Linked DNA regions of Homo sapiens: region 2 is linked to region 1. A link is a contact called in ENCODE Hi-C data. All regions are on one chromosome and are shown on one strand. The core of a region is the stretch at or near the end of the contact, and the rest is flanking DNA. Distances in the headings are between cores, read along the strand shown.

What was found. A loop is a pair of places that touch in the nucleus more often than their neighbours do. Pooled maps may share reads with other maps.
Region 2: a pooled map shows a loop between it and region 1 (4-fold over the local background). The contact joins the promoter of C14orf93 here to the promoter of CCNB1IP1 in region 1. A Hi-C loop is called at or near these places in 1 of 168 maps with a recorded cell type or tissue (HepG2), 1 of 37 single-sample maps with no recorded cell type and 2 of 50 pooled maps.

What each region holds. Positions count from the first base shown.
Region 1 is chr14:20,330,343-20,335,149 of GRCh38, reverse strand. CCNB1IP1 (cyclin B1 interacting protein 1) reads left to right here and starts at 1,871. Exons shown (of 7, transcript NM_021178.5): 1 at 1,871-1,896. RefSeq lists an enhancer at 1,792-2,101.
Region 2 is chr14:23,007,824-23,012,630 of GRCh38, reverse strand. C14orf93 (chromosome 14 open reading frame 93) reads left to right here and starts at 2,488. Exons shown (of 7, transcript NM_021944.4): 1 at 2,488-2,530. LOC124903286 (a long non-coding RNA gene) reads right to left here. Exons shown (of 2, transcript XR_007064075.1): 2 at 3,647-4,807. RefSeq lists a silencer at 2,150-2,499 and an enhancer at 4,127-4,687.

The DNA of each region.
Region 1 (4,807 bases), core at 622-3,121:
ATGAATAGATTAATTTATTTATGAGGGCAGAACCCTCATGATCCAGTCACCTCTTGAAGGCCCCACTTCTAATGAGGATTAAGTTTCAGCCACTTTAGGGATTAAGTTTCAACATGAATTTTGTAAAAGGTGAAAGATTTATGCGATATGAAGAGAAACTAGAGTGACAACATGAATTTTGAAGGGGACAGTCAAACCATAGCAACTGGGATCTGAATCCTGACTTTACCACTTGCTAAATAGACAAATTCCTTAATCTCTATAACTCTGTTTCCTTTTTTTTTTTTTTTTTTTTGGTGAAATAGTTATAATGAAAGTGCTTACATTCTTGGGTTAATGTGAAGATTAAACAAGGTAATGAATATTACATTTCTTGAATATTTATAGTAAACATTCAAGAAATGTTTTGACTCTAGAAGTTACAATAAATCAATTATGAAATAACAAATTAGCATTTGATGCTAAATGTTGGGAAATTTGGGGCAGGTAAACTCTAAAGTGGATTGGAATAGGTAATTTCTAGTAAGGTGGAAGCAGGGTGGATAGGATGAAATGATTAAAAAATGAGAACTACTATGAGTTAGAGTTGTATCATTTCTCCATATAACTTGAATCTTTATACTTCAAACATTTGCACATTACATGTATATTTGTACATATAACACATACTTGTATATATATTCCCTATTACTATAATAGTATTTATTAAGAATAATGATGAATATTGTGCCGGGGAGTCCTCTAATTATGGCTTAAAAAGAAATCTTTCAGCTTGGGCAACATGGCGAAACCCCATCTCTACAAAAAAATACAAAAATTAGCTGGGTGTGATGGTGCACGCCTGTAGTCCCAGCTACTTACTGAGGCAGGAGATCGCTTGAACCTGGGAGGTCAAGGCTACAGTGAGTCGAGATTTCACCACTGCACTCCAGCCTGGGACACGAAGTGAGACCCTGTTTCAAAAAAAAAAAAAATTTAACAGAGTAAGAACCTATACTTTAACTGGAGGGCGATGTGAGGAGTCAAAATAATTGATTAATCAATTATGTCCTCAGCATTGAAAGTCATTGTTTTTGTCTGGAGATGTGTAAAACGTACACTTTGATCTCCAGTTGTTTATAGTCTACTTGGGAATATAAATCTAACAAGAAATATGTAATAACAATAATAACAGCTAACATTGTTGAGTACTGTGTACCGGGCATTGTACTGAGTACATTATATAAATTATTTTACTTAATCCTCATAACCATCAGAGTAGGAAGATTTCATCTTTTTTCCCTCTTTTTATAGTTGGAACTGAGGCTTAGATGTGTGCAAATAAGTGGCAAGGTTCAGATTCAAAATCAGCTAAATTTTATTTGAAGCCTAAAACACTTAACCCACCTACCTTTTATCTACTAAGCCTGTTAGTTCAAAGATTACCTGAAGGTAAATTTTATCAGGCCAGCTTTGGATCTGGGGGGAAAAAATGAAGGTAAATTTTAACTTGAATCGATCTAGACTGTTTATAATGGAATCTGTTGCCTAGCATAAGTTAAGCATGTTGAGGTCACAAAGGATAAGAAATTACCCTTAAGGGATGAAAATTCTTTAGAATAGAATGCAGTAGGCCCACGCAAACAACAACGTGTATAAATAGCTTAAATTAGCCTGTTTTTGCCTAAGTACATTAACTCAAAAGGAAACTCGGTTTAAGAAGTTCACTCCAAAAATAGTGCAAGAAGCATCACTGGTCCATAAAGAGGGGTGGAGTGGGTTACGTCATTTCAGCACCTTTTAAGGTAAAGGAGGAGGGAATCCTCTTGAACTCATTAGCCAATCAGGTTCTGAAGACACTTCCCAAGGCGACTTCCTGTCTCTCCACTTTCTTTCCCTCTCCGTTTTGGTGGGCTGGTGAGTGTGCGCTTAATTTTGCTCTCTAATTGTTTTGAATTTCTCTTCCATTTGAGTTATATACCCAGGTGGCAGGCCTTTATTTCAAGTCGGCATAGGAGTGTGTGTGAGTCGCAAGGAGATTAATTTCGGCTGTGTGGAGGTTGGGAGAAGGCAGTGAAATGCTCTTCCTGGCTTGTTTCCACGTGGGCCTCTGCAGTACTGGGTTTGCCTTCCGTCTCCGAGTCCTGGTGACCCAGGAACAATAGACTGTGCTTCATGTGCACAGTGCGTGTGTTCTTGGAAAACGCCGGCTTCATTTTGCTTGGCGGGAAAGATATTATCATCCTAATGCTGTTTTGATTTATATCTCCCTGGGTGAGGTCAGATTTCGGGAGAAGGCGTTCAGCTCAGTAGAGTTTAATTCTCCGGTGAGTGTCTAGAGGGCCCAGGTCCTTACTGGGTTTGTGGAAGCTGCAGCGTACCTTGTCTTTCTCCTGGCCTTCGCTCAGATCATTTCGGCTTTCTTGGTGAACCTGGGCAGCAAACTCTGAAGACAGATAAGCCTTAAAAGGAGCTCCTAATTTTTAATGTTGCCACTGTGGTGATTGTGTCCTTAAAAGCTATGGAAAAAGATTAGGGACCTTAGTTCAGGGCAAGCCTCTAGATTTAAATTCCAGCGCCACAGTTTACAGCTCTGGTGACCTTGGGAGAAGCAGTGAGCCATTCCGAGGCTTAGCTTTCCAAGATCAGATAAAATATATAAAAACTAGGCTCTAGTTGGTGTGTAATAAATGTTAGGTACCTTTAGAAGTAAGCAGTACTTATTTATTTACAGCAAGTATTTTGGATATCTGTTTTCTCATAAAAAGTTTGCTTAGTGACCTTCAATGTCATTTCACTGAATTCCTTTCTTTTGGTACATGTTAATTTTAATGTGATGTTTGTGTTGGATATTCTTATAGGCAGAAAGTGTGAGAAAGACAAATAATAAACCAGTTAATCGAATGTAGTAATAGGTATTTGTAGGCCTCCCATAATTTTTATAATTCTCAAGCATTGTTAAAATTTATTTTTTGGGGCATGGCGGCGCATGCCTGTAATCCCAGCTACTCGGGAGGCTGAGGCAGGAGAATCGCTTGAACCCGGGAGGTGGAGGTTGCGGTGAGCCGAGATCGCGCCATTGCACTCCAGCCTGGGCAACAAGAGCGAAACTCTGTCTCAAAAAAAAAAAAAAAAAAAAAAAAATATATATATATATATATATATGTATACACATCATATATATATATATTTTTGAATAGGTAATACATTCACATGGTTCAAAATTCAAAAGATATCAAAGTTTCTTATCCCCTTCCCTAAGCCATCCAATTCCTCTCCCTCATAACAGTGTTACTAAGATATTTTATGCATATAAGCAAATATGTGTAGGTATCCTTCCCTTTTACTATACCTACTCTACTATGTGTCTTACTTTTTCCACTTAAGTTCCATGAGTAGAGTGTTCACATTCTTCATAATGGTAACATAGTATTCTTTAAAAATTATTTTTTTTAAAAAATATATTTTTTCAGTAGGTTTTCAGGGTATAATGGTAACTCAGTATTCTAATTTATGTACCTACTATAATTTATTTAGCTTTTATCAGTAGGTATTCAGATAGTTTATGATCTTGATATTTCCCCCTCAAATGAATAACCTTGTAAATCAGTCAGTTGGCATAAAGGCATTTCAATTGGGTTTTGGTATATTCTTGTTTAAAAGGACTCTAGATATTTTGCAGTGCTTCCTATTTATATTTATTTTGTACACGGTGGTGATTAGAAACCAATCAATACTCTAAACTTGATTGAGCAATAAAGGATTTTCTACCGAAAGGAAAATCATCTTGATGGCTTTTATGTGAATATATCTTTGCCCACTTTGGTTTGAGTGGGGATGGTTTATCTTGTTATGAGCATGTGTTTAATGCTGGGAAGGAGTGACAGCAGTGGCCCAGAACAACCAAGTCATCTTTGTATTCACAGGGGCAGAAAGGGCATGCTTTCAGTGTTTACTTAGAAAATGTGTGCTGGATATGCCCCTGAACTCATGGTGTTGAGGGCATATTTTAGTATTAAGTTAGGAAAAGCTGAAATGTATTTTAGGATGTAAACATGCAAAATAAAAAAGGAAGCCTTTGGGAATTTCTCCAAAGCTGTTTTAGTCTTAAGAGGCTTAGTTCCGGTTTTTTAGGTGGAAGTTTTGTGAGTTGGGAAAACATTACATTCTTTCCAATGGAAGCATGCTTTTGTTAATAAGACTTCATAATACATTGGAGTCTTCATTGTTAAGTAGGAAATGAGGGGAAGGGGGAAGCAAACCTGTGTCTTTTTTGCTTGAAGGACAATATGGCCGGGCGCGGTGGCTCACGCCTGTAACCCCAACACTTTGGGAGGCCGAGGAGGGTGGATCACCTGAGGTCGGGAGTTCGAGACCAACCTGATCAACATGGAGAAACCCCGTCTCTACTAAAAATACAAAATTAGCCGGGCGTGTTGGTGCATGCCTGTAATCCCAGCTACTCGGGAGGCTGAGGCAGGAGAATCGCTTGAACCCGGGAGGTGGAGGTTGTGGTGAGCCGAGATCGCGCCATTGCACTCCAGTCTGGGCAACAAGAGTGAAAAAAAAAAAGGACACAATATCTTGGAGTTGGAAGGGCCCTTATGAGTACTATATGAGTGACCTTTCTGGCTTCTGGGTTATTGTGAGAAGTGTGACTTTTTGTTGTTAAATTTGTTTTTATTGTAGATTCACGGGGTACATGTGCAGGTTTGTTTCAGGGTATATTGCATGATGCTGAGGTTTGGGCTTCTATTGATCCTGCCATCTAGGTAGTAAACATTGTACCCAATAGGAAGTTTTTCAGCTCTTGCCCCTCTCTCTCTTT
Region 2 (4,807 bases), core at 1,239-3,738, 2.7 Mb before region 1:
CCCAGCCAATTTTTGTATTTTTAGTAGAGACGGGGTTTCACCATGTTGGCCAGGCTGGTCTTGAACTCCTGACCTCAGGTGATTTGCCTGCCTCATCCTCCCAAAGTGCTGGGATTACAGGCGTGAGCCACCACACCCGGCCTTATTATTTTATTATTATTATTTTTTGAGATGGAGTCTCGCTCTGTCCTCCAGCCTGGAGTGCAGTGGCGCAATCTTGGCTCACTGCAACCTCTGCCTCCTGGGTTCAAGCAATTCTCCTACCTCAGCCTCCCAAGTAGCTGGGACTACAGGTGCGCATTACGATGCCCAGCTAACTTTTTGTATTTTTAGCAGAGACGGGGTTTCACCATGTTGGTCAGTCTGGTCTCGAACTCCTGACCTCGTGATCCGCCTGCCTGGACGACAGAGAAAGACTCTGTCTCGAAAAATAAAAAATAAAAAAAAAAAATAATAATAATAATACCTAAATTGATGCACATAAAGTGTTCAGAACAGTTACTTCCTGCACAATAAGTGTTCACAAATTGCTACTTACTATAGAAGGGAAATTCTTGTGAGATGTGAGTTTCAGAATCTGTGTTTTAGCTAGAAAAGAAATTCACTTATTTGATCATAAATGATTTTTGGCCCGGCATGGTGGCTCACGCCTGTAATCCCAGCACTTTGGGAGGCTGAGGCTGGTGGATCACGAGGTCAAGAGATCCAGACCATCCTGACTAACACGGTGAAACCCCGTCTCTACTAAAAATACAAAAAATTAGCCAGACTTGGTGGCGGGCGCCTGTAGTCCCAGCTACTCGGGAGGCTGGGGCAGGAGAATGGCGTGAACCTGGGAGGTGGAGCTTGCAGTGAGCCGAGATCGGGCCACTGCACTCCAGCCTGGGCGACAGAGCGAGACTCCAGCTCAAAAATAAATATAAATAAATAAATGATTTTTTTGGTCAGTGTTTACTAAATATCTACAATTATGCCAGCTACTGCAGTAAGAATCAAACAGTTCCTGGATGGAAAAACAATTTTAAGATATGATCACTGACCTCAAACAGTTTACTGGAGTGAAATTACTAAAATATGTGAATCAAGGTAGAGTTACGTGCCGCTAACTGGAGTACACATGAAATTCATGTTGATGGGAGCGGAGAGAAGGAAGTAAGCAGTCTGTGCTGAAAGAGAATGGATAAAAATTGACCAGTCAGGGAAGGGGAGACGCATAATTCAGGCCAAAAAAAAAAAAAAAAGCCACTTGAGTAAAGGAATAATACAAGATTGATAAGACGAGCGTAGAGGGAACTAAGAACAAATATGTGCCCAGGCGCGGTGGCTCACGCCTGTAATCCCAGCACTTTGGGAGGCCAAGGCGGGAGGATAACTTGAGGTCAAGAGCTCAAAACCAGCCTGGCCAACATGGTGAAACCCCGTCACTACTTAAAAAAAAAAAATAGCCGGGCGTGGTGGCATATATCCGTAATCCCAGCTACTCGGGAGGCTGAGGCAGGAGAATCGCTTGAGCCTCGGAGGTGGGGGTTGCAGTGAGCCGAGATCACATCACTGAAAAAAAAAAAAAAAAGGCAGGGTGGGCACATCACCTCAAGTCAGGAGTTCAGGACCAGCCTGGCCAACATGGCGAAACCCTGTCTCTACCAAAAACAAAAAAAATTAGCTGGGTGCAGTGGCGCACGCCTGTAGTCCCAGCTTCTTGGGAGGCTGAGGCAGGAGAATCGCTTGGGCGGGGTGGGGGTGGGGGTGGGGGTGGGGGCGGAGGGGCGGAGTTTACAGTGAGCGAAGATCATACCACTGCACTCCAGCCTGGGTGACAGAGCGAGACTCTGTCTAAATAAATAAATAAATAACAAATAGGTGGGTGGGACCAGATTATGGGTGGCTTAAAATCCAGGTATACCAGCTGTCTTCCTGGAAATAAAGAGGAGCCACTTTAGTTTTGAGAATGTGGTCTGAGCCAGGTAGATAAACTGGGAGCTCGGGCTGAAGTGTAAGACTTCAGAAAGATGTTCCATACGTGAATGTTCATTTAAACGTGGGGGTGTTAAGCAACACACGTGACCCAGAGACATTTCACCTGGAAACCGGAGTAGGGCCCACGCACCAAGTCCCTGATGTTTAATTGCAGTCTAGAATGTTACTGACTAGTTCACTCAATTTAACAAAGTGTCCGGAGGTCGCTCACTGGATTGTTATGCTGGTGACTGGGCCTTGTTTCACTGAGAAAAAAAGATGGGAAAGGGTGACAGGACGGTGAGAAAGTGAAAGGGAGAGAGGTGGGAAAGGGGTCTGCCAAGGTCCAGGCGAGGTTGGGGGTCGGGGGTCCGGCGGCCCTCAGGGCCCCCCCCGCCCCCAACTCCGGGGTTGGCGCCTCGGGCGCGGCGCGTGTGCTTGCGGGCGGGGCGCCCCGCGGCCGCGGACGGCCAATCCGGGAGGGCGTCCGGGGAGGGGCGGGGCTTGCCGGCTCGGGCTCCGCGAGTCCTCCTTTTTGCACACACACGAATACAAAGAGCCATACGACCTTCGGGTATCCTTTTTCCATTTTTTTTCCTCCTTAATCTTGTGTGTGTTTTCAAATTTTTTAAAAATAGAGATCTGTAGCAGTGTTGGGGTGAGGAAACTGTTGCTAAGGGGAATTTGCTCTTTCCCCCATTTCTTTTTCTGTCTCTCTTCCTCTTTCTTTTTCCTGGTCAAGGTTTTAAATATACCAAGAAGTTGAGAAGCAGGATGGCCGTGTACAACCGTTTCCGGCCAAATTTATAGTTTTTTTTTCTTTTTTTTAAATCACATTTTAAGAACTGGTAGATTTTTGTGGTTGAGGGACTTTAAAAATTTAGCCGCTTGGGAAGTACAGAATTTTTTAAGCGGGCTGAAGGGATAATGTAAATTTCTGCCACAGGCAACATCGAAGGAAGCAGAGAGATTTGAGGCTCCCTCATAAAGCCGTTTGCGTGCTTTTTACACACCCACCCCCCCAGAACCAAAACCAAGTGGCTGGGATGTGGCACTTGTCCAAGGCCAATAAGTTAATATTGGGATATTATAATGGAGACATTCATTTCCCTAGGGAAGGGGGAAAGACCTTAATTACAGTGTGTCTTTCACACACATTTTCATTAGAACATTTGTGTGTGTGTGTGTGTGTTTCTTGAAACAAATTTGTAAAGTTATAACTTGGGGTTATTTGTGTATATGTACAATATGTGTGTATATGTGCCATATCAGATTTTATTTTCAAAAGTGATAAATATATCTGGTTTTATGTGTGCAAAGTATCCCCTAGGATGTGAATTTTTTTCCGTTGTCTTCCCAAATGTGATCAAAATATTTTGTGTGCAAAGCAGAGCTTAGAAGAAATCCTATGCTTAGCATACTTAGGCACTTTCTATGTGCATTTACTATATTTTTCTGCTCCTAAAGGATCAGAATAATGAATAATTAAATAATTGCCAAGGAGTATATAGTCCATGTGGCAAATGAGAGTAGGCAATTTATTGAATCTGTGGTTCAAAGCCTTCAGTGACTGTTTTGCCTAAGTGGTTTTGCTTTTTATTGTCTCACGTTCTTAAGTGTACAGCTGTGTATATTTTGGCCTTTATGTGTGGTTTGGTTGGTGTGTTCAGAAGGGAAGTTCTTTCTTGGCTTTTTGACAAAATGGTCGTTTATTGGTTGGAATATTCGAAAAGCTCCACAGCTGGCAAAGTATCAGGAAAAAAATCCAGTCAAGTGTAATTCTCAAAAACTGTTCATGGTGATGGTGATGGGGAGCCAAGAGGATGCAAAGGCAAATAATAGAAGGGATAAGAAATGCCTTTTGGTTATCATGTTGCATTTTTAGAATGGAAAGCTTCTCATTTCTAAGAGTCACAGAAAAAAGTATATGAATTAGAGAAAAACAGGCTCGCAGAGCAGAACCTCCTGTTATAGGAGCCCTATTTTCACTTCATTCTGTTACAGAATCACTATCTCCTCATTAGAAGTTGTATGGAAAATATCTGTATCCAAATTTGTATTCGCAGATTGGAGTGAAAGCATAGGAGGTATATGAGGTGCTGAGGGAGAAACTGGAATGTCACAAATGCAGTGACAACCAGGAGACAAAAAAAAAAATCTACTGTAGAATTTAAATTTCATTACAACAAAACTTCTGTATAATAATGCATTTCTATTACACAGCTAGCATCCTACTCTATTTCAAGCAGTATTTGACTCCTAAATACTGACTGCAATAAAGTTACTTGTACAAATTTATAACAAAAGTGGCCCTGTTTGGGCTTTCTGGGTTTCTTACTTGTGCTGAGTGTATTTTTATTCTCTAACAATTCAAGTCAGACCAGTGCTTAATAAATACTGGCTCGACTGTGGATTATTCCACAATTTCAGACCTGCATTTCTTTGAAATCTAGTCACATTTTAGTGATCTTTGTGATCACAACAGTGATGGGAGTTTTTTTTTTTTTTTTTTTTTTTTTTGAAACGGAGTTTCGCTCTTGTTGCCCAGGCTGCAGTGGCAATGGTGCGATCTTGGCTCACTGCAACCTTCGCCTCCTGGGTTCAAGCGATTCTCCTGTCTCGGCCTCCCGAGTAGCTGGGATTACAGGCATGTGCCACCATGCCGGGCTGATTTTTGTATTTTTAGTAGAGACGGGGTTTCACCATGTTGGTCAGGCTGGTCTCCAACTCCTGACTTTAGGTGATCCGCCCGCCTCTGCCTCTCAAAGTGCTGGGATTACAGGCGTGAGCCACCGCGCCCGGCCAGTTACGGGAATTTTTAATGGAGTTTTACCCTTTTTAGCTCTTTTCC